Linked DNA regions of Mus musculus: region 2 is linked to region 1. The links are chromatin contacts, found by POLR2A ChIA-PET in ENCODE. All regions are on one chromosome and are shown on one strand. Each heading gives the region's core, a stretch centred on a gene start or an enhancer-like site at or near the end of the contact. The rest is flanking DNA. Distances are from core to core; before and after follow the strand shown. Region 1 holds the start of Sppl3 (signal peptide peptidase 3). Region 2 overlaps Gm35465 (a long non-coding RNA gene).

Evidence for each region. ChIA-PET counts read pairs that join two places held with the same protein, here RNA polymerase II (POLR2A).
Region 2: POLR2A ChIA-PET joins it to region 1 with 10 read pairs in embryonic stem cell. The contact joins the enhancer-like site here to the promoter of Sppl3 in region 1. POLR2A ChIA-PET finds 5 or more read pairs at or near these places in 2 of 5 experiments (Patski and embryonic stem cell).

The regions. Positions count from the first base shown.
Region 1 is chr5:115,010,073-115,012,786 of GRCm38, reverse strand. It overlaps Sppl3 (signal peptide peptidase 3), which reads right to left and starts at 1,263. Exons shown (of 11, transcript NM_029012.2): 1 at 1,172-1,263. The coding sequence starts at 1,194.
Region 2 is chr5:115,165,255-115,167,954 of GRCm38, reverse strand. It overlaps Gm35465 (a long non-coding RNA gene), which reads right to left. Exons shown (of 2, transcript XR_387598.3): 2 at 2,500-2,700. Among named protein-coding and RNA genes, the nearest start is that of Gm35465, 7.1 kb to the right of the region's middle. Within about 2 kb of position 1,379, at least 1 of the 3 ENCODE cell types and tissues checked has a DNase peak (open chromatin) inside an H3K27ac peak, as active enhancers do.

The sequences.
Region 1 (2,714 bases), core at 14-2,513:
CCCTTGTTTTCGTGTATAACCCGGCTCTTTTACTGTCTCCCTATGGTAGTTACAGCTCACTTACGCTCCCAACACTTGACAGTTTGCCCCGTGCTTTGGGAAGGTAGCCACACAATCTGTACAGGTTAGGGAAAAGGCAATTCTGGTACTTAAAGGTTTAGGGTCAAGGAATGAAGAACTAACTCACTTTTCCGAAGGTAGCCACACAATCTGTACAGGTTAGGGAAAAGGCAATTCTGGTACTTAAAGGTTTAGGGTCCAGGAATGAAGAACTAACTCACTTTTCCAATTACAAAACGAAGCGGACCTTCAACCCCACTCTTCGGAAAAGTCGACAGTTCTGGTACCAAGCCACAAGTGCTTGAAACCATCTCCGATCTCTTAGGCTGCAGCGACCAGGTTCCCCGCCCGCCCGGTACCTACCACCAACCCACCCATCTCCTGTTTTCTCACCCTCAAGCCACAGCTCAACTACACCATTCCCACTCGCCCCCGGTACAACCAACCTCCTTCCGCGGCAAACACTCCACGCCTCTGCCCTTCTCACCTCTTTCCCCCCAAACTTGGACGCATCTGTCACCTCCCCCCTGTAAATCACAAGTGTGTGTGCCTCAGCCCTAAACACGCTGCTAAAAAAAGTCCCACAGGCAGGGGGACTCAACCTGGACGGACACACACACACATTCCCGTGATCGAGCCCTCCACCCCCAGAACACCGGCCAGCACTCTTCGAATCCCCAGAGCAGAGTACCAACCCCTTTACAAAGACTACCCATGACCCCGCTGCTACCGACGACTTCCTTTACAGAATGTGGCCATCCTGGAACAAGACTCCCCCTCTCCGCTGTGCCAGGGCTCGATCACGGGGCCGCAGGGCCTCTGCCCACCGCGGAAGCGGTCGCTCCCGCCCTCACTACTTGCAAGTTGTGCCTCTTACCACCTGTTCTCGCCGAGAGTGGGGTACACCTTCGCCCGGGCCCGTTCTCTGCCCACCCTTCTCCAGCTTCCCCCCTGGCCCGCCAGCACCCGCGCCAGTCGGTTCCGCTGCGCGGCTCGAATGACCGCCCCTCCCCCGGGCTCGGAGGACGCCCAGCGGCCCGCACCCCGAGCCCCGCGAGCACCTGCGGCCCGGCCCGGCCCGGCCTCCTCGTCCCCAAAAGCCCGCACTCACCACGAATAGGTCTGTTCCGCCATGGTGCTGCCTCTCGGGGGCTCCGCGGCTCGCTCGGCCGGCGGCAGAGGGCGCGGCCGGGGGCCCCGGCGGCTCGCTCCTTCACTCGCTCGCACGGAGGACAGGCAGTCGGGCTCCGACAGACTCCGACGGGCCCCGCTCCCTGGGCCCCGGAGCGGGCGCGGGCCCCGGGCTCCGCGCTCGGCCTCGTCAGCCGCGGCGGCGGCGGCGGCTCCGCTGCGGCTCCAAACCCAACATGGCGGCGGCGGCGGCGGCGCGGAGAACAAGGGCCCCGAAACGGTGGCTCGGGCCCGCGCTCAGTGCGCGCCGGGCCGCGGGAGCGCCGCGCTCGGGCGGCGGCGGCGGCGGCCGGGGGACATGGCCGGCGGCGGCGGCGGCAGCGGCGGCAGCAACGGCTGAGGGGGGCGCTAGGCGGTGAGGCGAGGCCGCTCGAAGCACACCCGCCCGCCGAGGGAGGAGGGAGCGAGCGAGCGGGCGGGGGCGAGCCCGGGCCGCTGGTCACGTGCCCAAAACACGCTCACGTGACCCCGGCGCCCCGCCCCCTCGCGCGCGCTGCCCATGCGCGGAGCGCTCAGCCCAGGTCGGCTCGGGGCTACGGTTAGCTGCAGCGGCCGCCGCGCGCTAGGCCCCTTGGGCGCGCAGTGGTCCTCCCCGGTGCGCGGCGGTTGACTGCCACTCAGCTGTCAACCTTCCATCATCCACCGTCGGCTGTCCCTGGGTCCTCAGCTGCCAGTCAACTGTCAAAATGCGGACAGAGCGCTGCATTCGGGTTCCCGCGCTGCGCGGTCCCCCTCCTTGGTTTCTGCAAACGTCCCTTCGCGGCGCCTGGTGCCAAGTCAAATGCTACCATGCTCGTCTTCATAGAAGCGATCAGCGGGGTCCTTGTTGGGTGCCAGCTAGGCGTCAGCGCCTTCACCTAGGCCCTTGTCCTTACATGCATATTCTCAGGGAAGAGACATAGGTGGTTCGAGCTGGCTAAAGCACGAAGATTATTTCAGAGTCATGGGGCTATTAATAATGGAGAGCAATTAATAGAGACTAAAGGAAGGGTGCAGGCTACTTTGATAGGGTGAATGGGCATAACTCAGTTGTTAGAGCGTTGTGTGTGACCATGTGTTAGGAAAAAAAATTTAAAAACCCAGGCCTAGTGGTGCGTGCCTTTAATCCCAGCAAAGGCAGGCAGATCTCTAAGAGTTTGCGGCCAGCCTGGTCTACATAGTGAGTTCCAGGCCAGCCAAGAATACATAGAGAGACTCTATAATGAGTTAATGAAAGACAGGGAGAAACGTGAAGAAGCATATAGCAAGAGATGAGGAAACATATTTAAGCTACACAGTGTATGTTTCTGACCACATGACATTCTGGAAAAATGACTATGGAAACAGCAAAAAGTTCACTGGTTATCAGGCTGAAGGGACACGTGGAGGATTTTTAAAGCAACAAAACTAGACCACGAGACACTGTACTCCCAGAACTGTAGTAGGTGGGCCTTGGGGGGAGGGGTGTATACTGAGCAATAGAT
Region 2 (2,700 bases), core at 130-2,629, 160 kb before region 1:
GGGCTGGTGTTACACGAGTGCAAAATGGCACCTGGTTATGCGGTGGAGTGGATCAAGCAAGCGTTCTGCCATAGATCGCCCTTATTTCCTTCTAACAGAGGGCAGGAAAGACAAGGTGGTCTGAGGAGGAGGTGTGTACTGGGGAAGGAAGCACCTAGCAGGGGCCATATCTCCTCCTGAGTGCCAGGAGACTCCAGGCTGGTCAGGGAGACAGACATGCTGGAAACACATTCAGAGCTGATTACAGAGCGTGACCCTGCATGGAGGGAAGCAGACCGGAAGCAGACCGGAAGCAGACCCTGCACAGACAGGAAGCAGGGCATGAAGAGGCCTAGCCAGCCCCAGAGAGGTGAGAGGAAGTGGTGTCAAGGGCTTTGCCCTGGAGGAAACCTCACTGTGTGTGATGATCCAAGACAGGCAGCCGCTCTGTTGGCAGTTAGGCCTTGGGTTTGTTTACTGTGTGACTCTGGGTAGTCGTGTGCCAGTGTGTGCCCTCTTGGAACCTGTTTCCTGTGTTTAATGAGGCGAGTCTACAATGGGGGACCATTGGCTTCTGTCATTTGCAGAGTGCCCTGACTTTTGCGACCTGGCAAAAGAGAGCCACTGTAATCAGTGGGTTTAGTGTCCACAACTGATGGGTTGAAGGATCTTAGAGATGTTTGGGAGTTGTTTGGGATCTTGGACAGGCTTGGAGCATACTTGGGTGGACAGGGGATTAGTTAGAGTCCTGCAAGTCTTTATTTCCCTCCTACAGCATGTTAAAGACTCACGGCAAGGGTTTTTTTAGTTACATGTGTTTATTTATCTCGTGTGCATGTCTGTGGGTGTGTGCAGGAAGGCCAGAGGATGGCGTTTGAGAGTCAGCTCTCTTACTACCATGTGGTTCCTGGCCCTCAGGTTGTTAGGATTGGCAGCAAGAGCCTTCACCCAATGAGCCAGCTCACCAGCCTACCTGAGGACTCACTCAGTCACCCATTTGGAATCCACCCCTGATTCTGATGCCATCCTAGGGGTTAGGACTGTCATTTTCCGTCCTTAACCAAATCTCAGAAGATTCCAATGCTAACCGTGGGCCACGAACTCCACGGTAAGTTCCAGCCAGGTAGATACAGGTGTGCTTCCAGGCACCTGAGGCAGGAGGGAGGGCTAAAGGAGAGAGTGGGGAGAGGGAGGGAGAGGGCACTCTGTGCCCCAGGTGTCACAGTTGAGGGAGGACACTTAGACCTGGCAGGAAACGTGGCAAGGCCAGTGGGCCCCCAGCCAAACACGCCTGGGTAATCTCCACGTCCCAGAGGCCAGCAGGGCTGGAAGCTCCAAATTCTAATAATCCAATTCTGACACTAAGCCCTTGGCTCTGTGCCTCACTCGGGCCTACAGTTCTCCTGTACTGGCTTAACTCTGCCCAGGGACTCCAGATCAGTGCATTTCAGAAATGTAATGGCTTTGTGAGGCGATTTGAAGAGAAAGGGCCTCTGTAGACAGCTCCCTGAGCAGGCAGGGGGAGCCCTCCAGAAACCGGCCAAGGAGAGAGCAGAGCACACAGTGAGCTAGGACAGCTCCATGCCTAGTGTGTGGCCTCTTAAAATCATAAACACAGCAGCTGTGACAAAGGGACTAGAGAAAACAGTCCGGTCCTGCTGAAAGGACTTTTGAGTACTTAGGCAAGAAGCCAGGGAGTAGGTCTCTTCTCTGAAGCCTGGGGCCCCTCCCTTGCATCTTAGCTATGCCCTTGCCACTTAGCTCCACTTTTACATCTTAGCTCTGTCCTTTCACTTTAGCCCTGCCCTTGCATCTTAGCTCCGCCTTTGCAATGTAGCTTCTCCTTGGATCTTCTCTCCTCCTTTGCATTTTGGCTCCTCCCTTGCGTTTTAGCTCCGCCCTTGTACTTTAGCCCCTCCCTTGCACTTTAAGCCCTTCCCTTGCATCTTAGCTCCGCCCTTGCATTTTGGCTCCTCCCACCCACCTGGATATTTTAAGGATCAGAATTCCATGACTTCTAGAACCAAGATGCATTTTCCTAGGCAAGGGCTCCTTTTGCTACCCAGGGCACTCCTCTAATACCCCTTCTGGGACAGCTCCAAGTGTCACCTTAGAGCTGGGCCTAGTGGCACACGCTTATAATTCCAGCACTCAGGAAATGGAGAAGGGAGGGAGGGTTGTGAATTGGAGGGCAGCCTAAACTACATAATCACACACACACACACACCACCACCACCACCACCACCACCACCACCACCACCACCACCACCACCACAGGTTAAAAATATAACTAAAACAAAGATGTAGGAGCTGGAGAGATGGCTTGCTTAGTAATTAAGAGTCGGTACTGTCCTTCTAAAAGACCTGAGTTCAAATTCCAAAAACGGCTCGCAACTGCCTGTAACTGCAGCTCCGCGAGATCTGGTGCCCCCTGCTGGCCTCCACAGACACTGAATTCATGAGCACAAACCAACACGGAGACACATACACAAAGCTGAAGAAGAAAAAAACAAACAAACAAACAAACAACAAAACTGAAAACTCTTAGGAAAAGTCCGTAGGTTATGTGGGCAACTGTTGTCGTTTTCTGCGGGGATCTTGAGGTTTCATGAATTCTGTGATGGGAGCGGCAAGTTCTGAAGCTTATCCCGTGGGTACTGGGGGAAGATGTATACAGGACGCCCTTGGGATTGTGCCTGTAAGTACACCCGGTGGCCCCTG